Regions from separate parts of the Homo sapiens genome. Here all the other regions are linked to region 2. A link is a loop called in an ENCODE intact Hi-C map of the cell type or tissue named here. Cell type or tissue: heart right ventricle. All regions are shown on one strand.

Evidence for each region. Hi-C counts contacts between places; a loop is a spot of excess contacts. Peaks named below come from ENCODE experiments on the same cell type or tissue, not always from the same donor. Only the 100,000 strongest peaks of a DNase experiment are listed, where the experiment ranks them.
Region 1: a loop joins it to region 2, with 6 times the contacts of the local background. A loop is called at or near these places in 3 of 110 quality-filtered maps.
Region 3: a loop joins it to region 2, with 4 times the contacts of the local background. A loop is called at or near these places in 11 of 110 quality-filtered maps.

Annotation. Positions count from the first base shown.
Region 1 is chr15:78,993,547-79,001,546 of GRCh38, reverse strand. It overlaps RASGRF1 (Ras protein specific guanine nucleotide releasing factor 1), which reads left to right. Exons shown (of 27, transcript NM_001145648.3): 17 at 1,634-1,804; 18 at 2,722-2,828; 19 at 3,339-3,451; 20 at 5,747-5,807. It overlaps LOC105370917 (a long non-coding RNA gene), which reads right to left and starts at 2,969. Exons shown (of 3, transcript XR_932519.4): 1 at 2,687-2,969. RefSeq lists an enhancer at 4,325-5,098. In heart right ventricle, no CTCF peak of the experiment used is centred here; no DNase peak of the experiment used is centred here.
Region 2 is chr15:78,634,202-78,642,201 of GRCh38, reverse strand. CHRNB4 (cholinergic receptor nicotinic beta 4 subunit) reads left to right here and starts at 992. Exons shown (of 6, transcript NM_000750.5): 1 at 992-1,123; 2 at 6,615-6,763. The coding sequence starts at 1,069. RefSeq lists a silencer at 1,014-1,073 and an enhancer at 4,012-4,513. In heart right ventricle, a CTCF peak has its summit at 3,283 (motif pointing left); a DNase peak (open chromatin) is centred at 3,293; H3K4me3 peaks cover 840 bases; H3K27me3 peaks cover 2,825 bases.
Region 3 is chr15:79,180,111-79,188,110 of GRCh38, reverse strand. No RefSeq gene overlaps it. Among named protein-coding and RNA genes, the nearest start is that of MIR184, 26 kb to the left of the region's middle. In heart right ventricle, CTCF peaks have their summits at 3,336 and 3,536 (motif pointing right); a DNase peak (open chromatin) is centred at 3,520; H3K27me3 peaks cover 920 bases.

The DNA.
Region 1 (8,000 bases), 360 kb before region 2:
GAGCAGTAACTTTTCTGATATTTCATAACCCACCCACCACCACCCGCCCCCCGCCACCCCAAGGGAAGGGGCTGTGGGCACTGGAACATTGGCTGGGTAGATCCTGCTCTTCAACTCAACCAAGTCACTCTCCCAACTTCAGACAAGACTGCCTTGAGCCCACCCAGCACAGGTGGGCAGGGAGGCTCAGCATCTAGGGCTCATTCGTGGAAGATCCTGATTCAGAAGGTGCTTCCTGAACCCCAGCACAGGTGGGCAGGGAGGCTCAGCATCTAGGGCTCATTCATGGAAGATCCTGGTTCAGAAGGTGCTTCCTGAACTGAGTGCCAGGCTCTGCACAGACCCCTTTCATCATCTTGACAGCTTTGCAAAAAGGCTAGGTGTTTCAAATAAGGGGAAAGACTCCAAGAGGCGGTGACATTGCTCACCCGCAGTCCCAGACTCCTGATCCTGAAGGATCCTTGAGAAGCAGTCTTGGTCTCCGGTTTTCATAAAGCCCTTTCCCCTATACAAGGGGGCTGTGAGATACCCAATGGTGAGAGAGAGCTCCCAGGGGACCCACCTCCCAGGCAGCCCCTCCCCACACAGCTTTCTCCAATGTCCCTGCTCTCACATGCAAAGGGCCGCCTGCAGCCTGAACTCCCCACTATCCAGGCTTTCAAAAGGAACCCAATAGGTAACAGGGTCACCGAGCTTTAGAGAGAAACTGCCTGGACATACTGCAGCCCTGCCACAGCTGCTCAGACACACAGAAACAGAGCTCATGGAGAGCCAAATTTCAGAAATAAGCTTTGAGTCCTTAAAATAAATCATATGTGCCTCACAGCATTAAATACTGCTATTTTGTCTTCAGTAGTCTGGATTGCTTTCCAGAGACAAGATGAAACCAAAGGTTTCAAGAGTAGGTTTCTCCTATCATTACTACTAAAAATTATGATTATTATTATTATTACTAATAGCAATGATATTCCATGGCATTTATATAGCTTTTCACCTAACACAAAGTACTTTCATCTATGTTATTGCCTTTAATCTTTATATCCACCTTTTGAAGCTTTATCCCTATTATTCAAAGGAGACTACTGAAACCCAGAGGGGTTAAATGACTTACCCAAGGTCACACAGCTAGTAGGGGGTAGGGGAGAATTTCAACTCAGGTGGCTGGACTCCAAGAGCCATCCTCTCTCCATCCCACTGTGCCCACGAGCCCATCAGTATGAATTGTTATGGATGTCAGACATTGGACAGGTTATGTGTTAATCCCAAGTAGACTGAGAGGGTAAGAAAACTCATGATGCTGCCCTCAGGCAGGCCTGTGCCCTGCTGGACCTGAGAGGTGAAGGGGTTGAGAGCTGCAGAAAGATGGACGGGGTGACTGGAGACCTTTTTCAGAAGCAGGAGTGTGCTCCCCAACCTGGGACAGCCCTGAGGGTGTTGTGGTGTGACTCTCCCCAGAGCTTCTAACACAGAGAGAGACACACACACACACCAGCACCACCCGACATGCCCTGGTACCCTGAAGACACAGCCTGCTGGCTCTTAAGGCTGCTCTAGCCTCGGGACCCCTGGTTTTCTAACAGCCTGAGGAGTTGGGACTGGGGACAGCTGAGGGTTGGTTCCCTCCTCTCTGCAGAGTTCCCACTCTTTTCCTATAACAATGGAGTCGTCATGACCTCCTGTCGTGAACTGGACAATAACCGCAGTGCCTTGTCGGCCGCCTCTGCCTTTGCCATAGCAACCGCCGGGGCCAACGAGGGCACCCCAAACAAGGAGAAGTACCGGAGGATGTCCTTAGCCAGTGCAGGTATGTGGGGTGTTCTCCACTCACAGGGTCCTCCCCATGGTCAGCCCCAGTGGCAGGTGATAGCAGCCATGGTCCCGGGGACTTGCTCTGCTGTGGGTGTTTAAGGTGTGCTAAGGATGGCACAGGTGGGTCCTGTTAAAGCACCCACCCTCGGGGAGCTCCCTGCTTCAATTGACTACAGTCACTCACTGGACACGAAGCTTCCTGAATCATTATTTTGGCTTGGGCACCGCCTTCCACTTGTGGAGGTGCTGGGTCACAACCCCCACCTCTCTGCACTGGTTGGGGCTCTGCACACACCCAGGGCCTGAACCCCACACCTAGAGCCAGGGCCACTGCACATCTAGGGCACAGCGTGCCCTGCACCCTCCTCTTCCAGCTGCCAGCTGAATGCCATCCATCCTTCCCCCAAACTTCCATCCTGCAGGCCTTTGCTAGTGCTGACCCTCCTGCCTGGAGGCCCCTTCCTTCCCACCCATCGCCCTTTGCTACTTGGCCAGCTTCTACTCGACATAAAGCCCATTGCCCATGGGAACCTCTGTCCCGCCATGCTCCCACCTCCCACTTCTGCATCCTTGATCCTGCAGCAGAGACTGGAATAGGGGCCCCTTTGAGCTCTGTTCCCTGGGGAGGCCCTGCGTGGCTCTGTCTTGGGAGGCTGCCTGAACCTTCCAGCAGCTCTTGAAAGATGGAGAGGTCTGGAAGAGGCTGGGCATGCATGGACCGTGTTGACTGAGGAGCCATGACATCTGTGCTATTGGTCAGACACTAGTTGTTAAACATGTTGTTATCCCCCTGCCCATGACCCCCTCACTCACCCCAGCTCAGCCAGATCCGAGAGGCAAATCCAGACTAGTGTCAAGCTCTGTTTCTTGTCCTCACCTGTCCTCTCTCCCCTCTGCCACGCATGCTGCCAGGGTTTCCCCCAGACCAGAGGAATGGAGACAAGGAGTTTGTGATCCGCAGAGCAGCCACCAATCGTGTCTTGAACGTGCTCCGCCACTGGGTGTCCAAGCACTCTCAGGTGGGTGGGAGCCCTCCCTGGGCAGGCTGCTGGGGACCACCAGGCAATGGCCCCAGGAACCAGCTGCCTTCCAAAAGCAGCTGCGGGCAGAGTGAGCTGATGGCTGGCAGTGGGGCAGCAGAAGGGAGGGAGCTCAAATGTGCCACCCTGATGTTCCCGGAGGACTGCTCAGATTCCCTAGGAGGGAACAAAGGACATGGAAGGGACAATGGGTCTCTGTCTATCCACCCTGCCTGTAGCAGGGGTACAGGTAGGTTTGTGCCTCCCTGGCCCAGGGGTGCAGCCAGCTGAAAGATGGGCTTTGATCTGGTTCCAGTGCCTTTATCTAAGATTCTCTAGGCCTGGAGAGCCTCTCATGCCCTGCCAGGAAGCCAACAGAAAGGAAATGAGGCAGGTCAGCCTGCCCTGGGCAGAATAGAAACTGGAGCTCCTTCCTCTGGCCTGGGCCCAGACCACTGCAGAGCAGCTCAAAAACAGTAACCAGAGCCACCCATCACACCTTCCCGGCAGGACTTTGAGACCAACGATGAGCTCAAATGCAAGGTGATCGGCTTCCTGGAAGAAGTCATGCACGACCCGGAGCTCCTGACCCAGGAGCGGAAGGCTGCAGCCAACATCATCAGGTAAAGGCAGTACCTGGTTCCTGGCTCAGAACTGCCTGCTGGGACAGGAGCCCTGCCTTCTGCCTCCATGTGGGCTGGTCAGAGGCCCGGGAGGTGAAGAGCGCCCTTGTCAAGGACAGCCCCAAGTAGGAGTGCTGGGGTAGAGGTGAGCTCTTGGGGGCAGGCTCAGGGCTGGGTAGTCTATTTGTCCTTCTTTCCTCTCTCCCCACCCTGCGCCAGACCTTGATCTCTTCAAAGCAAGAACCCAGCACACTTCTCCATGTGTGTCCACAGCTGCTAACCCCTGTCTAGCCTGTGCCATCCAATATGGTAGGCACTAGCTACATAAGGCTATTTAAATCTTTTTTTTTTTTTTTTTTGAGGCGAAGTCTCGCTCTTGTCACCCAGGCTAGAATGCAGTGATGTGATCTTGGCTCACTGTAACCTCCACCTCCCAGGTTCAAGAGATTCTCCTGCCTCAGCCTCCCCAGTAGCTGGGATTATAGGCACCTGCCACCACGCCCAGCTAATTTTTTTTGTATTTTTAGTAGAGACGGGGTTTCACCATGTTGGCCAGGCTGGTCTCAGTCTCCTGACCTCAGGCGATCTGCCCACCTCGGCCTCCCAAAGTGCTGGGATTACAGGCATGAGCCACTATGCCCGGCCTTGGCTATTTAAATCTTAATGAAAATTAAATAAAATTTAAAGTTCAGTTCCTCAGTGACATGAGCCCAGCAGCCTCAGCTTCACCCCCGACATGTGGCTAGCAGTCCCTGCATTGGACAGTACAGGGTGTAGGATGCTGCCATCACTGCAGAGATCTATTAAACAGTGCTGGCGAGGCCTGATTTGTAGGTGCTTGAGTGTCTGTTGAATTGAATTCAGTTAAGTTGTTTATCCCCAAACCCATGCTTGTCCTCTCCTGGTGGAGGTCAGGGTCAGGCAGCCCGATGTCTGAGATGCTCAGCCAGTGACTCATGTGACCTGGGCAAGTCCCCGCTCTGAGCCTCATCCATAAAATGGGTGAACAATACCCGCTTCAAGGCTGGGATGAGATCACGGGTGTCACTTTTACAGGCTGTTCAGTGGGTGGCGGGCACCTACCGACTCAGCCTGTCTGCTCCCAGCCCAGCCCAGGTGTGAGGGCTTGGGCCCTGGCCTTTCCTCCTCACCTCTTGCCTGGCCCCAGCCTCCCCAGACTTTCCCCCAAGTCCTGCCTGTGACCAGAGTGCCCAGACATCCTCCCCAGCCAGGCCGTGGAGGCCCCATGCTGGGGCCCATTCTTCCCTCAGGCTCACAGTCCTAAAATCTCTTTCAGGCCTCCACATCTTCAGTACAGAGGCCAGAGTGTGTGCACACATGCCCACACACACACACACGCACACACACACACAGCCGCCACTCGTGGTCCTCCCAGGAGGCCTTAGGAGTGTGTGGAGCCCCCCACCGAGCATATTGATCAAAGCCACCCTCGGAGGGGAGCCTGTTCCCTGGGTGTGATGAAAGAGCAGGCTCTGGAGTTGGCAGCCCTGGTTTGGAGCGTGGGCCCACCATGCTCCAGCTGCGGGACCCCAGGTGAGGCAGTTCCCTGAGGGGCCGTTTCCTCAGCTGTAAGATATACACGACAATGCCTTCTGCCAGGCTGATCCAGAGAGCCACTCCCCGCAGCCCCGGCAGGCCTGCAGACCCCTGGCTGTCCCCACGCAGCCCAGGCCTGGCTCTCCAGTGTCCGCAGCCTCCGTTGGTACTCACCAGCTGTGGCTCTGAGCCCATCACTGTGAGCGTGCGGCACTTTGGCCTGACTTTGAGGCTCTACCCTCATTCCCCACCGTGTGTACCACTCTCCTCTGCTCTCCCAATTCCATCCTTGCAGTCCCTCCTCTGGGCCTGTGGCTGCCATGCTGCTGCCTCCCCACTCCCTGTGCTTCCTTCCTGTCATGCATCCTGTCATCCATGTGCTCGCAGGAGCGCCTGCTGAATGTCCAGTCCTGTGCTGGCACCAGAGCTATGGGGCTGAATCAGACACCGTCCCTCCCTCAAGGGCTCCCTGCCTGAGGTGGCAGAAAGGCCATTCCCACCCAGCCAGATGCAGGAAGCCCAGGGGCTGAGAGGGCCCCAGAAGGGGACCTCCCACAGCCAGGAGCGCCAGGACCATCAGGAAGAAGAGTGAAGGAGGAAGGGGAAAGGGTGCTCCTGGCAATGGGGATGACGAGGACAGAGGGGCGTAAGAGCAGAGGCCGTGTGGGGCTGTCCGAGCTGGGGAGGGGCTGCTGCAACGTGAAGTGGGGCTCACCGTGCCTTCTCGCTCCTGCCTAGGACTCTGACCCAGGAGGACCCAGGTGACAACCAGATCACGCTGGAGGAGATCACGCAGATGGTGAGCTGGGCCTGCCCTCTTGCTTTCCAAGGCTTTCCTCCCCATCCTCCTGCCCAGGACCCCTGACCCATCACAGGCATCACCCGTATTCATTTTCTGTGGCTGTTGTGAAAAAATACCACAAACTGGGCGGCTTAAAACAACAGGAATGGGCTGAGCGCAGTGGCTCATGCCTGTAATCCCAGCACTTTGGGAGGCCAAGGTGGGCAGATCACCTGAGGTCAGGAGGTGGAGACCAGCCTGGCCAACATGGTAAAACCCCATTTCTACTAAAAATACAAAAATTAGCTAGGCGTGGTGGCAGGTGCCTGTAACCCCAGCTTCTCAGGAGACTGAGGCGGGAGAATCACTTAAACCCAGGAGGCGGAGGTGGCAGTGAGCCAAGATCCTCCACTGCACGCTCCAGCCTAGGTAACAGAGCGAGACTCCATCTCAAAAAAAAAAAAAAAGAAAGAAAAAAGAAATGTATTCTCTCATAGTTCTGGAGTCTGAAATTAAGATGTGAGAGGGAGGCCAGGCGTGGTGGCTCACACCTGTAATCCTAGCACTTTGGGAGGCTGAGGTGGGCAGATCACTTAAGGTCAGGAGTTCAAGATCAGCCTGGGCAACATGGTGAAACCCTGTCTCTACCAAAAATACAAAAAATTACCCGGGCATGGTGGCGCATGCCTGTGATCCCAGCTACTTGGGAGGTTGAAGTGGGAGGACTGCTTGAGCATAGGAGGGAGAGGTTGCAGTGAACTGAGATCGAGCCATTGCCCTCCAGCCTGGGTGACAGAGTGAGACCCCCATCTCAAAAAAAAAAAAAAAAAAGGTGCTGGAAGGGTTGTGCTCCCTCCGAAGCCTCAAGGGGAGGCCCCAGTGGTGGTATAAGAGCTGGTGTTCACACCCAGGTCTGGCTGACTCCAGAGCGACAACTCTCCCTCATTCCGTCTACCACACTGCCTCATCCCCAGAAGTTGGAGTGCAGCTCACCACCTGCCCAGAAATGATGGGACCCCAGAGACAGAGCTGTGCTCACCATGAACAAATCCAAGCTCATAGTGGCATTCCAGACGGAATAAGGGAATGATGGTCTTGTGCACTTCCAGGGTCCAGCTACAGCCCACTTTTTTCCAAGTCAGTGATGTGCACCCCAGAATGCCATCACAAGCCACCCCAGAGCCCTTGGCCCCTGCATCACAGCGGCTGGGGATACTCAAGACAGGCTCACTCTGACCACACCTTCCCCACCAGAGGCAGAGATTGTGCCATGCTGGCTCAGCCCCTTGCTGGTTGAGTGACCTTCAGTCTGTTGGAAGTAGCCAGCGTGAGGACTTGGGACTCTGGGTTCTGGGCCCCTGCTGCCCCTGCCCCTCCCATGTTCCCCTCCTGGTTCCTGGAAGTGGTGAGGGCACCTATGAAGCTGTAAGCACTCTGCCCACACTCTGCCCCCAGAGCAGTGCTGCAGGGCTGGGCCCCCAGGAACCCACACGTGGTCCACAGGCAGGGAGGTTGACGGTCCCCAGACCCTACTTCCTCCAGACTGACCCTTTGGGGCCAGAATGCTGGGTAAACCCCAAGACGGAAGTACTCCTCTCGGCAGCTGAAAGGAAGCCGACTGCACTCTGCTCCTGTTTCCCAACAGGGGCTCACCTGGAATGTTTACCCCTCAACAGCATGAGGGCCCCTTGTTCCTTCGTGAACAGCCTGAGGTTCTTCCAGAACAAACAGCTGCTGAGCTGCCCTCTCTTGTCCCCAGAGCCTGTGTGGGGCAGATCCGGGTTGAGAGGGCCCCGCGGCCTCACTAGAGACAGTGAGGATTTTCAAAAGCCTATAAAAGGTGGAGGAAGTTGTCAGTTTTGATCTCTGCTTCCAGGGTCACCCTCTTTCCCAGGCCACCCCAGAAGTGAGCGGAAGGAGCCAACCACCCCACCTTGGCCAGAATGCCTCTTCTGGCCTCTGGTACCAGTGCAGGCCTCTGGGCCCCACAGCGCCTGGGCCTCTGGGCCATAAGCCACCCAGCCCCTTGAGCTCACCCTTGGCCCTGGCAGTTCAGCCCAACCCCAGGGCACCAGGCAGGACCCTCAGATGGGAAGGTGGCTGGGCTGCCCACCTGTATTTATTCACTCAGCTGCTTCAGAGGCTGAGGGTCCCCTCCCTGTGAGCACACAGGGGATCCCCTGCCTGGGTTCTCTCACTACAACCCGGCAT
Region 2 (8,000 bases):
GACCATATGTCAACATGTCAGATTATAGCAAAATGACGTGGGGGGAGCAATATGAAAGCAAGACTGAGAGTCCTGGAGATAAGGTGGCAAAGCTGCCTTTTTACAGGCGGTTCCCTTAGACCCCGCCCTTCCTGTCTTGTTCCTCCAGTTGTCAGATTTGCCTGTTAGGGCCCACACAAGGGAGCAGGTATGAGGACCGGACTGAGAGAGTTGGAGAAGCTGCCAGAGGCCCTTCTAGATCCAGAATTGAGGCTGCAGTTCCCGAGGTGGGGGCTGTCCCCCCACCCGCAAGGGAATGGTACTGATTCCAAAAACGCGTCAAGGACACCCTGGCTAGTAGAGGGATGTGCTTGAATCACCTGAGCGGCCTCTGTTCAGCCCAGATTGGAAGGCCCATGGGGGAGGACGAGGCCAGCCCACTCCAGCCCCATTCCCTTTTAACTCTGCTCCTTCCCCAGCCCCCAAGCTGGGTGAGGGGCCCTGAGCTATTCACCCTCCCAGATTCCACTCACTTTTCCTAAGTGTCCTCCCTGCAAAGTCTGCAGAGAGCAGCGCTCCCTCGCGTCGGCTCACCCAGCAGTGTCCTTTCTTTCAGCAAACCCCATGCGAATGAACCTGAGATGACTCATTTGCCTAAAAGCGTCTTCGAGGTGAGGGAAGGCAAAGCCCAAGGACCTCCCCGCTCAAGCACATGCTCTTTCCCCAACAGTAGAGGGATCCTGCGCTAGCGTCCGCCGCCCTCGAGGGCTCAGTCTCCCCAGCTGTACCAAGGGTGCCCGCACTGTCCTGCCTGCCTTCCTTGGGGGAAGGTTGCGAGGCCCGAAGAGATAGGGAAGCCAGGCGGCAGGTGGGGTCCAGACCACCCAGGGGGCGTCGGGGCGGAGCAGCGGGCCCAGTACATCCCTGAGTGGGCGGGGCTCGGCGGGGCTCTCCGCGGGGTCCTAGTGAGCGCCGCCCCGCCAGCAAACCTCGGGGGCCAGGACCGGCGCTCACTCGACCGCGCGGCTCACGGGTGCCCTGTGACCCCACAGCGGAGCTCGCGGCGGCTGCCACCCGGCCCCGCCGGCCATGAGGCGCGCGCCTTCCCTGGTCCTTTTCTTCCTGGTCGCCCTTTGCGGGCGCGGTGAGTTCTTTTCGGGGAAGGAGGGAGGGGCGCCTGGGTTGGGCTGAAAGGGGCTGGACTGGCCACAGGTGGGAGGGAAGGGAGGGTGCCCTGCGCCCGGGGGAGTGGCCCGAGATTGTCCCGGCCAGATGGGGGCGTGGGCAGGGCTGAGCCCACTCGCTGAGGCAGCGGGGGCGGGCCTGCGTGGGTGGGTCTGCCAGGTTTGGAGTGGGGGCCGCCTCTTCTCGGAGCCGCTGCCAGGGCCAGGGCCACCCTCCAGGGCGAGTGTCTGTGGGCTGGGCAGTGGGCTGGATGACACCGGCTTTGCAGGCACCGCGGGTCATCCCCAGCAGTCTGGGAGGCTGGGAGTATACCGACTCCCGCTCCCAACAGGGCCGAGGCTCCTTCCTTGCCTAAGAGGTGACTTTCTTGAAGCGTGGGTGCAGAGGAGCCGGCCACCTGGGCGGTGTAGGCGCTTGGGAGCGAATCTGCTGCTCAGCCTTAGAGAGAAGTCCCCTCCCACACAGCGGTGGTAGAGATGGGGACACTGGGCCGAGAAGGAAGGGGGCTTGCCCAAATCAGCAGCCCTGGAATGTTTTGTGCTTTGGGGGTGGATCTCCCAGCAAACACATTTTATGGCACCGCTGCCTCTGGTCACCCACCCGAGGTGTGCCGGGCCTGGACAGCCAGCTTGACTGAGGGCCAGGCTGGTGAAGTTGGGCCTGCCACTCAGGAAGGAGACCCAGCCCTTCTCCAGGTAGAATGCAAATGTGAGGACTGCCTTCTCAGGGCCTCAGTTTCCCCACCTGAATTCCAAGGGCCCTTCTAGCTCCTACAGTCACCCAGGCTTTTCCTCCAAGCCCCAGTCAGCCTAGAGGACCAGGGCTACCTCTTCCTTGGATAGAGACCCACCATAGGGGAGGCAGGAGGTAGGAGTCAGGGAATATATAAGGAGCTAATAATCTGAGAGGAAGCCATAGCTGGAATTCTAAACTGTGAGTGTGTGTCCAGTTTGGGAAAGCATATCCAATCTAAAAATTTACATTGAAAAAATGGAAAGATATACCCATCATTTTGGAATACAAACTACAGAAAGTAGTTTGTACTACTCCTATAAAGAGGTGGAGCTCTCATCAAAGATGGTGTCTGCAGGCAGTCTGTGTATCGTGGCTCTTCTACTAGCTGGGTGACCCTGTGCCATTTCTTTCACCATCCTGGACCTCAGGTTCCCCATCTGTTCTATGGAGAGAATGTGCCCTGCCTACATATTTGGAGACTTGGATGTGTGTGGGGGCCAGTGGCAGTGTTTCTTAGGTGTGGTCCTGGGGCAGCCTGTATCACCCTGTACAGATTTCTGGGTCCCACCCTAGGCTTACAGGATCAGAATCTCTGGGAATAAAGCCTAGGAATCCAGGTGATTAATACACATGATTGAAGAAGCACTAATAGTATGTAATAAGCTCTTTATAAAAGATAAATTCTCTACATAAAGAAAAATCATAGGCCAGGCGCGGTGGCTCACACTTGTAATCCCAGCACTTTGGGAGGCAGAGGCGGGCGGATCACGAGGTCAGGAGATCGAGACCATCCTGGCTGATGTGGTGAAACCCCGTCTCTACTAAAAATACAAAAAATTAACCGGGCGTGGTAGCAGGCGCCTGTAGTCCCAGCTACTCGGGAGGCTGAGGTAGGAGAATGGCATGAACCCGGGAGGTGGAGGTTGCAGCAGTGAGCTGAGATCATGCCACTGCACTCCAGCCTGGGCGACAGATCAAGACTCCGTCTCAGAAAAAAGAAAATCATAGCTGCCTTTTAATATAAATATCATGTTCCCTTCCTCAGTTAAGGACATACACCCCAGTTGAAAAATCACTCTGCCTTTCCAGATGCAGAATCTAATCTTTCCAATAAGATTCTGTTAACTGTTACTTTCTGTAGTTTGTATTCCAAAACAATAGGTATATCTTTCCATTTTTTCAATACAAATTTTTAGATTGGATATACCTTTCCAAACTGGACACACACTCACACAGTTTAGAATTCCAGCTATGGCTTCCTCTCAGATTATTAGCCCCTTTCTGGCAGGGAACAATTCTTCCCAAGAAGGCCTGGAAGACAAAACCCTGGGCAGAGGCTGGTGGGGCCCACTCCTCATCAGAATCATTGAATCATGACTGACCCCTAGTGGCGGCTTCTCTGTTTAACTGTCAGCCCATGGGCTGGGATGTGACCCCTGACCGTGCTGCAGAAGCTTCCACCCATCCTGGGCCACCCCTGCCACCTGGGGGTGAAAGGCCTGTTCCTTGTCCTTTGAGCCCAGCAGGCCTCACAGACATTCAGTAGATTGGAAAGTCTAAGCATGTGCTGGGCTGGGCTGGGCTCCGTCGCCCCTTTTTGGGGGGCAAGTGGGGTGCATTCCAGTCCCCAGTATCCCTGCTGTTTATTCCCACCCTTCAGTGCACCACCCCCCCGGCCCCCCGGCCATACACTCACAAGTACAAACACAGGCGCAGTCATGGGCACACACTGCCCGGGACAGCACCATTTCCAGGCTCTGTGGGGCAGTCTCCTTACAGGGAAGCTAATGAGGCACTGAAGAAGGCTCAGGGGTCAGGGAAGACCTCTGTCGGAAAGAGGCTCCTATACCTGGTTCCTCCTCTGACTTGCTGGGGGCACTTGAGAAAGTTTCTTCCCTCTTTGGTCTCAGTTTCCCCAGCTGAGAAATAGGGGGTTGGGCTAAATGGTCTAAAGTTCTGGGAACCTCTAACTCAAGCCCACAGCTGGTGGTCAAGATGGGGGAGTCCCTCCGGGTCAGCTGAATGCCTGAGAGGCAGGACAGGCCCAAAGGTGAGCCACCCGGGCACATCAGGTGGGCTCGGAGCTGGAGCATGAGCCCCACAGCCTGCAGAGCAGCCCTGCGCTTGGGAGCCCTGTCAGACCAGCCTAGTGGGACTTCAGAGATGTGGGATCCAGCCTCCCCTAGTATTGCAGGGCTGGGGGATGGGAGCTGCAGATTCTGACCCCAGAGCTGCCTCAGACATGCCAGATGGGCTTGGGCAAGACACACCCCTCTCTATGAAATAAGTCAGTCCAAACAAACATGCTAAAGAAGGGCTGTGGGAGGGACCCAGCTCTAGCCTGGGGCTACAGACTGGCTTCCAGGGTACTCAAGCAGCTGGCCTCTGGGAAAGGGGTCCTGGATATAAGAAGCAGGGCTCAGAATCTAGGCCAAGCATCCATAGGACCCCCCTCTGGAGAGCCCAGGGCAGCCTGGGGGAGGGGCAGCAGGCAGCAGGTGCACTAGGAGCATCTTTCACAAGGCACTAAATATTGCATCTGTTCCAGATAGGCAGCGAGTTGGAAAGTGGATGAAGTCGGCAGGGTGGCGGCTGCTCCCCACAACCAGGAGTCCAGCCCAGCACCCACCCCTAAGTCCACCTCAGGCCTGCCTAATTGGGTTGGTCTGTGCTCTGGGCCTTCTGGCCCTACCCACAGAGGAAGGGGTTTGGTGCAACTAGGTGAACTGGCCCTTGCAGGAAGATGTAATCGACTCCTGAGCCTGGCGAGCCAGGCAGCCCCTCACCAGCATGCCCGCCCCCACCTCTCCGGCCCCTCTTATTCCCTGATCCTCCCACCTGCTTCCCTGCCCCGGCACTGTTTCTTCTGCTCATTCTCATCTCTTTTCCTCCTCCCAGGCTTGCCTCCTCAGATGTCCTTGAGTCTCCTCTGAGTCTCCCTTTTTCCAAGCTGCCCCCTCTATGCTTTACACATTCTCCCTGAAGACACTAGAGTACACAAGCCCAAGTCCCTGAACCTCACCTTTACTCCCAGACAGGTGAGGGAGATGACATAAAGACCCAAATGCCACTTGGCAAGGGATCGGGGGTATGCAGAGGGGCAGATTTGAGGCTATGGAAGGTCAGGGGGGCTCCCTGCATGAGGCGGTATTTAGGCTGGGTCTTGAATATGGCTCTGAGCTAAGACCTCTCCTCGAAGCTCCAGATGAGGAGCCAGCTGCCAGCTGGACCCCTCCATTTGGTGTCTCAGAGGGACCTTACACTCTGTAGGTCTAAGTCTGAACCCGGAAAATCCCCTCCATCTCAGCTCTGTTTCTTCTTAGGGAAAGCACCACCTCGTACCCATTTCTGCACCCAAACTCACATGTGAGTAATGGGGCTGCTCCCCTGCACTGTAAGTGCTCTGGTGTCAGGAACCGTTTCTGGTTTTTGCTTGCTGTTACCCTCGAAATGTAGTAAAGTCCCTGGCACAAGATAGACCCTCAGATAATTCATAACTGGTGGGCTGGGGGCAATCTTGGCAGAAGAAAGAGTCTGTTCAAAGAAGTGAGACAAGCTGGGTGTGGTGGTGCACACCTGTAGTCCCAGCTACTAAGGAGGCTGAGGTGGGAGGATCCTTTGAATCCAGGAGGAATCACTTGAAACCAGCCTGGGCAACATAGCAAGACCCTGTCTCTAAAAAAAAAAAAAGGAAAAAACAGGAAGTGAGACAGTGAAGGTCACAGGGGGAAAGGCAAACAGTAGGCTATGGCCAGAAGAGAGAGTATCTGAGTATCTGGGGTAGAGGTAGAGAGGTGGGAGAAAATCAGATTGAGAAAGATAAGCCAGTGTCAGTGGGGAAAGGGCCTTGAACGCCAAGCCAAAACATTTGATTTTTAAGTCCACCTACAGCTCTGAGAGTTGTGGGTAGGGAAGGGCCCTAGACCAGTTTGCTGTAGAAAGACCACTCTGGCACTGTATGGTACATGGATAGCAGGGAGAGACTGCGGGTGGAGAGACCAGGAGGAGGGCAGGGGTGGGGAGGTGGGGACATGGCTGTAGCAGTAGAGATAAGGAGAACAGACTGAGGGACTTGGAAGGTAAAAGATAGGACTAGGACCGGGAATGGTGGCTCACACCTGTAATCCCAGCACTTTGAGTGGCCAATGTGGGTGGATCACCTGAGGCCAGGAGTTCAAGAACAGCCTGGCCAATATGGTGAAACCCTGTCTCTACTAAAATACAAAAATTAGCCGGGTGTGGTGGCGCAGGCCTGTAATCCCAGCTACTCTGGAGGCTGAGACAGGAGAATTGCTTGAACTCAGGTGGCAGAGGTTGCAGTGAGCCGAGATCACACCACCGCACTCCAGCCTGGGCAACAGAGTGAGACTCTGTCTCATACAAAAAAAGACAGGACTAAGTGGCCACTTGGATGAACCAAGGGAGAGGTCAAGAAGAGACACCCAGCTTTTGTACCAGATATGTAGAGTGGGATGCCATTCACTGCTAGAGGGAAGAGGAGGAGGAAGAAGTATGGCATGGGAGGAGACAGCTGAGCTCTGTGTTGAGTGTATTTAATTTGAAGTCCTCAAGGAGAGACAGGCCTGCCAGCACCTTCGCTGCTTCAGCCAGCCCTAAGGGCACCTGTGCTCCCTCTCAGCTCTCCCTGCTGCCACAGGCTGCAGTGGGGGTCAGGTGCACAAGGGCCCAGCAGGTCTGACTGTGTGTTTTCTCAGGGAACTGCCGCGTGGCCAATGCGGAGGAAAAGCTGATGGACGACCTTCTGAACAAAACCCGTTACAATAACCTGATCCGCCCAGCCACCAGCTCCTCACAGCTCATCTCCATCAAGCTGCAGCTCTCCCTGGCCCAGCTTATCAGCGTGGTAGGTGCAGAGGGCAGCTGTGGCTCAGGCTCAGGTGGAGAGGCCGCTCATGCCCAAGCCCCAGGCGATCATTGGTCAAAGGAATGAAACTACTATAGTTGACTTAGACTTACCAGTACGTGTCAGGGAGGCTGCAGAAGGGTCCATGAAGTTCATAGGTGTCCAATATTTAATGAAGTCATGATTTTGTTCTAACAAAGAAGAAATGAGGGTAGGAGCAGGATGACCATTGGGTAGGCAGCCAATGGGCCTGCTGTAGACTCTGCTCAGCTGGGTCTCCAGCATGACCATAAGCTTCTCCTCCTTGTCTTTACAGCCCCACCCTATTCTCTCCCCTAGACTGCTCAGATAACCTTACATGCTTCTTACTTGTTGGGAGAAGTAAAAACCAGACTGGGGGAACTGATAGGTACAGAGAGGCCCAGGTGTAGGGGCAGGACCAGAGGCAGTGCAGCACCTATTGAGCCAGGCTGGTGAGGGATGGACAGTGGGCGTGGCTGCTGCAGGCATGGAAAGGAGGAGTGGATGGCAGCATTCACAGGTACCATTGTCAGGTTGTCCATATGTGGATGTGGGGCAGAGGTGGGGGTGCTGAGGGAGGAGGTGCCTGGGAATTTCTCTTCTCTTTGCTGCCTCTGAGTTGGAGATGTCAGAGGGAACCATGGCCTATTGTAAACCTTCCCATGTCCCCATCCACAGGGTTAGAACTCCGTCCCTGGAAGAAGCTCTGGGGGAACATTCACAAGGGGAGAGTGCAGGGCGCTGTGTCCAGCCAGGGGAAAGAGACCACCAAGGGGGCTGACCCTCCTCTGGCCAGGTAGCTGCCTTCTGAAATGCCAGACTCTCTCTCTAGCACGGTTGGCCCACACACACCCAGCCTGTCAAACCTACAGCCCTCAGGAAGGCTTTGGCCAAATTAATGACTGGCTCCATCTCCTGGGAGGACGCACAGCCCCAGGATGGGGAGGGCTGGAGAGCTGTGTACTCTCTGCCCCTCTCCCTCCGTAGTCGGACCAGAAGGAAGGAGGGCTTTCAGCCAGGCTTGCTCAGGCTGGTGTCTGAGTGTTATTGTCCAGCCCAGGGCTTCTTGCTTAATGAGTTGAACCCAGCTGCTGCGGTGCAGCTGCTGCCCTAGTGAGGGTGAACGAGCAGGAGGCTCTGCCGCACTTCCAGACTCAGGCTACCTGGTCAGATCTGCTCTGCCGGCCCTATAGGGTGATAGCGGCTACCAGAAGGA
Region 3 (8,000 bases), 550 kb before region 2:
ACAGAGTGAGACTCTGTCTCAAAAAAATGTAAAAATATAAAGAAAAGAATAAAAAGGATAGTATCTGTAAAGTGCCTGGAACAGAGTTAGTGTTCAACAACTGTCAGCAGTGTTGTTAGCTGAGGCTGGTCACTGGGTGACTGTAATATCAGTCAGGGTCTCAGTGATAACAGAAAATACACTCAAATTGGGATAATGTGAGGATGGATTGCTTTCTAAAGGGACTATTTACAAAGGTGTGCTTGAGATTTAAAGAATCTGAAGATAGTGCTATAACCCAGGGTAGCAATTGCAAAGCCATTACCACTCCTAAGCCTAAGGGCCGAGGGGAGGAAGCAGTTGTTAAAACCCAGAGGGAGAGAGAAGCATAGAAAGGAGGCCACCAAGGGAAACAGTGTCCTTTGGTTGAAGGACACAGGTGACCACCCTGGGAGGAAGTGAGCGGAGTAAACACCCCCACCCTCTCTCTGATTCCAGCTGGAGCACCCATTGGCCAAACCCAACAAGAAGCGCAAGAATGGGTGAGCCTGGCCATACAGGTCAGTTTCTGGGGCAGAAAGCGGGGTGGAAAAAGGTGACAGTGGGTCTGGAGGGACAGAAAGACACCTGGTACGAGCATGTTACATTTGTTGGGGACAAAGTTAAAATCCTGCCTGTCATTTCAATGAAGCGACTACAACAATATTCAGGATGGCAGATATTTAAGAGCAGCATCTAGAAACAATGATTAAAAGGGTTCAGTCGGCTACAAGTCCAATATTCAGCCATTCATTCATTTACTCAGCAAATGCAGGGAATGCACACTGTGTGTCCAGACCTGCACTAAGCATGACAATACAAAAATAAACAGAACAAGAATGTATCCTGAGCAGAGGACATACTGGCATACAGTCGGTGCTCAGTGAATATATGTGGAACATGTGAATGAATCAACTTCATCGTAATGGACTGTCTTCATAGTCCAATATGGACATAAGATGATTTGGTGGCAGCAGTGACTAGGGGAGGGGAGGCGGAGGGCAGGGACAGGTAGTATCAGACCCAGTCACAATGCTTGTTGAAGTGGTGGTAAGGGGATTGGGAGACTCTCTTCTAGACAGAAATGCGGGGCATGTCCAGGGCCCTGGCTCCCTCAGGTCCCATGTGCAAAAAGAAGCATGACATCCAAAAGCTCGATGGTTTCCCAAATGCCCAGGGAAGCCCCAAGTGCGAAGGCTGGCAGGGAGGTCAAGCCAGGTGAGTGGCGGCAGCCAGTCTCCCCTCAGCTGCCATGGCCGGTGGGCCCGGAGCACAGGGAGGGCAGGCACCAGGCTTGTGCAAACTCCAGCTCTCAGGCAGGTGTGATCCTGTTGTACCGTGTAGGGAGGGGTCCCTGAAAACTGTCAGTCTGAAGGCCCTGGAGGGGAGGTGTGGACTTCCGCATGGGTGATTCCCAAGCCCAGCAACAGAGCAGAGCAGGGTGTGGTCCAGGGAGTGTCAGGGTCAGATTCTGGGTCACCATCACCACCCCAGGAAAAGAGAAATCCAAATAGCAAAAATAAAGAAGAAATGGGCAATTTTAGCTGATGGGGGGCAAATGGAGGTTTCTTGGGGGAAGACAAAGAGGCTGTCTTCAGACCTCCAAACCGAGTCTGAAGGCCAGCTGGGGCAATCGCTGGGGCAATCGCTGGGGCAATCGCTAAATCTGCCTGCTTGGAAGCAGCATCAGCATCCGAGAGCTACCGTGCCTCCAGCCCAGGTCTGAGGTGTGAAGGCCTCCTGAAGCCCTGAGAGCCACTTTTGGGAAACCTCTCCAAATCCTGCACATGCTGCAAGACATGATTAAAACCCAGCCCAGCCATCTACAGGTTTTATGATTTGGGGCAAGTCAGTAAATGTCTCTGAGCCTCAAAGTCTGCAAATATCTAATGGGAGTAATCCAACTTCCCAGGGTTATTGTGAGGATCAGATGAACTCGTTATGGTAAAATACTTAGCACAGTACCTGGCACAGATTAGAGACCCAAGGGCTAATGCCTTTCTCCTCCTCCTTCACCTACTGCTTGATGCTTTGCAGAAAGCAGTGGTTCCGAAAGCAAATGGGGCTTTAAGAGTGAGGGTGGGACAACAAGACCATCTCTGTGGCCTAGAAGAGGCCGCATCATGGGGACTAGCGTCCTCCCAGTTCTGCCAGTTGTTCTTCCTGTCTTTGAAGTTCCCCAGGGACCACGGTGAGCCTATCCAGGCAAGAAAGCCCAGGCAGACTGGGCTCAGTGGCTCACACTTGTAATTCCAGTGTTTCGGAAGGCCAAGGCAGGGGGATCACTGAAGCCCAGGAGTTCGAGGCCAGCCTGGGCAACATAGGGAGACCGCTGTCTCTACAAAAAAAAAAAAATTAAAAAATTAGCTGGGCATGATGGTACACGCCTGTAGTCCCAGCTACTTGGGAGGCTGAAGTGGGAGGATCATTTGAGCCTGGGAGGTGGAGGCTGCAGTGAGCCATGGTCATGCCCCTATACTCCAGCCTAGGCGACAGAGCAAGGCCCTGTCGAAAGAAAGAAAGAAGAAAGAGAGAAACAGGTAGGGAGGGAAGGAGAGAAAGAAGGAGAGAAAGAGGGAGAGAGAGAAAGAAAGAGAGAGAGAAGGAGAGAGAGAGGAAGGAAGGAAGGAAGGAAGGAAGAAGGAAGGAAGGAAGGAAGGAAGGAAGCAAGCAAGCAAGCAAGCAAGCAAGCAAGCAAGCAAGCAAGGAAGGCCGGCCCAGACAGCGCCCTCAGCTGGTGGAGGTTTGCAGAGTTCCAGGGCTCAGCTACCAGCTTCTGGTCCCTACCTGACTCAGGGCTGCTGGGGACTGAGGAGCATCTCCTTGGCCGTCGAATGCATGTACCTGGAGAGCTTTTGCTTTTCATTTTCCTCCGGCCCTCTTAGCACGTCTCCACGCCACTGTCGAGCTGGATGCATCTGCCAAATGTAAATCCTCCGGGTTGTCTGAGTGAACAAGCATTCCAAAGGGGAAGCTCCTAGAATTCCTGGGCCCTGGTTGCCCTCAGAGCTCATCTAGACCAGAGAACGCTTTCAGAGGAACAGCCCTCTCTAAGAAGGCAATTAAAGCTCCACTCTTCCCCTCCAGAACTGCATAATTATACCTTGTACAAACACACACACACACAAAATTCTTAAAATTTCAAGTGTTTCACAGAATTCCCAGCCATGGATCCATAGATCTCAAGTTAAGAACCCTGGATTCACCTAACCCCCTCAGGTTGCAGATGTAGGAGCTGAGGCCCAGAGAGGGGAAAGGACTTGGATGGCCAAGATCACACAGGAGTTAGTGGCAGAGCCAGGGGAATATTTTCAAGCTGCCTCTGATACCTCTCTTGGGCTTCTTGATGCTCCTTTCAGTGTGAGAGCATGAGGAATAGGAGAAGGAGCCTGAAAGCCCTATAATCCTGACAGGCAGCACTCTGGCCGAAGGTGGGATCATTTGCGTAAAAGCTCACATTTGCCTAAACCTGGAGAAATAATAGCAGGGTTTCTCTCCAGCTGCCAGGGCCCTTTCTCACCACCAGGTGGCGCTTGCATCATGCATTAGACTGGAGTTACAGCCAGAAAGCACTTGAAAATAGGGGAGATCTCAGTTCGTCTCCTGATTACAGATGGGGAAACTGAGTCCAAGAGAAAGCAAAGGACTTCTTGAGTTATCCTGGACAATTATCTTCCTTGTCCATGATCCTGTTTCCCTTGTCCAACCACAAGTAAGGCATTTAGACTAGAATCAGTTTCCAACAATGGAACTTTGGGTGTAGCGGAAGTTGCTTGGGGAGGTTTCTTGGGGAAGACACAGAGGCTGTCTTCAGGCCTCCGAGTGAGCAGAGCCTCTGAGCCCCTCACTCTGTGCTGCCACGAGCCCAGCCCCATTTTACCTGTTTGACACACTAAGCTTCAATGTATAATTTCATTCAAACAAAGGGTTATGTGCCTAAAATACTTTGAAAATCCCTGATCAGGAATTCCACACAACTCTACTCTAGGTATCTTTGTGGCTTCAAACACTCAAGTGTTTCCAAACTGGCAAAGGCACATGGTGCTGATAAGAGGAGAGAGGCTGGAGAGACCCCCAGCCAGGAGGGCAGAGCTGGGATTCAAGCCCAGCTGGGATTCAAGCACATCTGACTTCAGATGCGGGCTCCTTCACAGCGTCAGCCATGCACAATAATGGAGCACCTACGTTGCACCAGGGATTAGCCCTGTGTATGTTCAGTGCAGTCACATCTGTTATTTAATCTGCCTCTCCCAACTTTGTCACTGTGTGTAAGGATTACCTCCCCATTTTACAGATGAGAAAACTGAGGCTCAAATGATCTGTTTAAGAGAGAAAAATGAACCAGATTTTCTCACAGATAAGATTATCTTGGTCTTCCAGTCTCTCCAGGGGAATCTAGAAATAAGCAGGAAAACTATGGGTACCCCCAGAGCACCCCTGACCCAGGCCTCTCCTTGTGGTCCACTCACTGCCTCTGTCTCTTGGGTACACATCTCCATCCCTTCATTCATACTCAGCTCCTCCCTCCCTCTTTCCCACTATAGACTCCCTGGACATCCCCAGCCTGATCTCCTTGACACCAGTCAACCTTCCACAGACCCCAGGAAGCCTGACACCTGGATTAGGCAGGAGGCTGCCTGGGACCCAAACCCCTCCCCAATTCACCATGTCTGCAAGCTCACCACTAAGAGTGTCAATATTTGGGGCTGAAGACTTTTCCCATGGTAAAACTAAAACCTCTGGGAAGCCACATATTTTAATCTAAAATTAGACATTTGAATCCCAGAGCGAGTGAGTATCTGATCTTTTCCAGAGAGCAAGGAGAGAAGAAAAAAATTACACAAAGTCTGGGAATTGCGGCTTACACCTTCAATCCCAGTACTTTGGGAGATGAGGTGGGAGGATTGCTTGAGCCCAGGAGCTTGAGACCAGCCTGGGCAACATAGTGAGACCCCATCTCTACAAAAAAATTTTTGAAGAATATCCTGGCATGGTGGCCTACACCTGTAGTCTCAGCCACTCGGGAAGCTGAAGTGGGTGGATCACCTGAGCCCAGGAATTTGAGGTAGCAGTGAGCTATAATCATGCTACTGCACTCCAGCCTGGACAACAGAGCAAGACCTTGTCTCTGAAAAAGAAGGAAGGAAAGAAAGAAAAGAAAGAAAGAGAGAGAGAGAAAGGAAGGAAGGAAGGAAAGAAAGGAAGAGGGAGGAAGGGAGGGAGGGAGAAAAAGAAAGAAAGAAAGAAAAGAAAGAGAGAAAGAAAGGGAAGAAAGAAAGAGAAAGGAAGGAAGGGGAGGGAGGGAGGAAAAGAAAGAAAGAAAGAAAGAAAGAAAGAAAGAAAGAAAGAGAAAGAAAGGAAGGAAGGAAGAAAGAAAGAAAGAAAGAGAAAGAAAGGAAGGAAGGAAGAAAGAAAGAAAGAAAGAGAAAGAAAGGAAGGAAGGAAGAAAAGACAGAAAGAGGAAGGGAGGGAGGGAAGGAGGGAGGGAGGAAGGGAGGAAGGAAGGAAGGAAGGAATGGAGGGAGCGAGGGAGGGAGGGAGGGAAAAAGAAAAGCAAAGAAAAATTACATGAAGATTCCCGGAAGTCAGAGGGGCGGAGGCTGAAGGGAGGCAGTGTGCACAGTGCGGATGCCATGGGCACCAAGGATTGTCATCATTTACCCATGGGGCTCTCTCCCCCAAGACTCCCACATTCTTAAATGTGTGTGTTCAAGGCCAGCCCCCAAGCTGGGTACAGCTAAAGAGATTCACCAGGTAAAGTTCTTGCCCTTGGGGAAGGCAGAAACGAATACACACAATACCACGTGAGCGAGCAATGAGAGAGTTGCCTCGTTGTCGTGTGGGAGCCCAGAGCTGAGGACACTATCCTCTACCAGGGAGTCAGGGAAGACCCAAGGAAGTGACAGTGGCCTAGAATCAGAAAGGGTGAGCTTGGGCAGTTCCAGTTTCTTTGGAAACTGAAGCTTACTCAGTGGTGTGCACGTGTGCGTGTGTGCACGTGCGCTGGCAAGAGGAAGTAGAAGCCTCTCTAAACAAAAGGATACAAAACCAAAATCGAGTACAAAATCTAATATTAATTTAGAATGAGAAAAGAAATCAGAACAAATTACTTTTTTTTTTTTTTTGAGACAGAGTCTCACTCTGTCGCCCAGGCTGGAATGCAATGGTGTGATCTTGGCTCACTGCAGCCTCCGCCTCTCGGGTTCAAGCAATTCTCCTGCCCCAGCCTCTGAGGAGCTGGGATTACAGGTGCTGACCACCATGCCCAGGTAATTTTTCTGTATTTTTAGTAGACACATGGTTTCACCATGTTGGCCAAGCTGGCTTCGAACTCCTGACTTCAAGTGATCCGCCTGCCTCGGCCTCCCAAAGTGCTGGGATTACAGGCGTAAGCCACTGTGCCCGGCCCAAATTACAATTTTTAAAACTGAAAATATTACCAAGCTCAAGAAAGTCAGAAAAATAACGTTTTTATTAATATTCCTGAATTGCCTCTAAAATGCTTTTCTACAATATGTATTTTTGTTTGTTTAATCTTTGATAGCCTCTGATATGATAATAATTTGTAATGCCACCTTTTCTTGTAAATACAACATTAAAATAAGTCTTTCATTTCACAGGTAGATCAGTAAAAAATATTTATTGATAATTTCACAATTTATTATTTGTAGAAACAATTTTTAGGATTGTTATCAATTTGGGAAAACCTCAAATCAAGGATCAAGGATCTTTTATATAAAAACTGCAAGATTTCAAGGCATTTCAGGTTTCTTTTGCAATAATTTCTCTTTAAATTGATGGCACTCACTAAACACCTGGTCACCAATGTACTTGTGGTAGCAGCATATTGTAGGTTTCATGTTATCTTTGTCAATGTTGATTCATTCCAAATCAGCAAGAAATATAAATCTTTTATAAATATATTCATATGATTTTCTCCTCTTCATTAATTGGATAAGCAAACCATCCAAGAACCAACCCATTACTTATATTTAAAGTTCATCTCCTCTTAATAAATTATATACAATATGTGTGTAATTCACTCCTTGATGACAGAATAATTTTGTTGCTTATCTTTATAGCTTTTGTTTCAAATTTCATTAATTTGTATTTGAATATTCTCTCAGTTCTTTAATAAACTAAAGATATCCAAAAAAAGGTTTCCATCAAGTATGTCCTAACCAGGAGTCTGTGATTTCTCTCTTGTTTTACAGAAACATTCCAACATGTCTTCCCAAACTGTAGTTATAATGACATGTTTGAGCTTATTCACCTTTTTTAAATGAAGTTTTTGTATCTTGTACTTGAATTTCTCTTCTATCTTTAAAAAAAGAAAATGTGTTTAGGCTCCTTAAAATACCATGAGCCCACGTGGCAAGGCTTGACCTGTGCATTTTGGGTTCTAGCCAAGGAGAACTTGAGTTGGGGGAACATTTAGCTTGTGTTAGTGAGGTTCACCATCAATTCGATTTAGAGTTAAGTTATTGTGAGCCTTTTCGAGTGTAGGAGGGGCTTCCAGGAATACTCTCTCCACACCCTGCTCCTTGCCAGACCGCTGGTGCCAGGGCCCTGAAGGGCTAGGCCAGCCATTGTACCACAGTATGAATGTTACTGACTCCTCCAGTGCCACAGACATGACAGCAGGTGTGACGAAGGGGACGATGGAGTAGAAAGAGCCAGTGGGCATAGCCAACTGTAGTCAAAATACAGTATCTTACTTTAGCACTTTTTTTTAAATTTTAAAAATTAATGTCTTTGGGAGGCTGAGGTGGAAGGATCACCTGAGGTCAGGAGTTCAACACCAGCCTGACCAAGATGGCGCAACCTTGTCTCTATTAAAAATACAAAATTAGCTGGGCATGGTGGCACATGCCTATAATCCCAGCTACTTGGGAGGCTGAGGCAGGAGAATTGCTTGACCCAGAAGTGTGTGAGGTTGCAGTGAACCGAGATCAGGCCATTGCAGTCCAGCCTGGGTGACG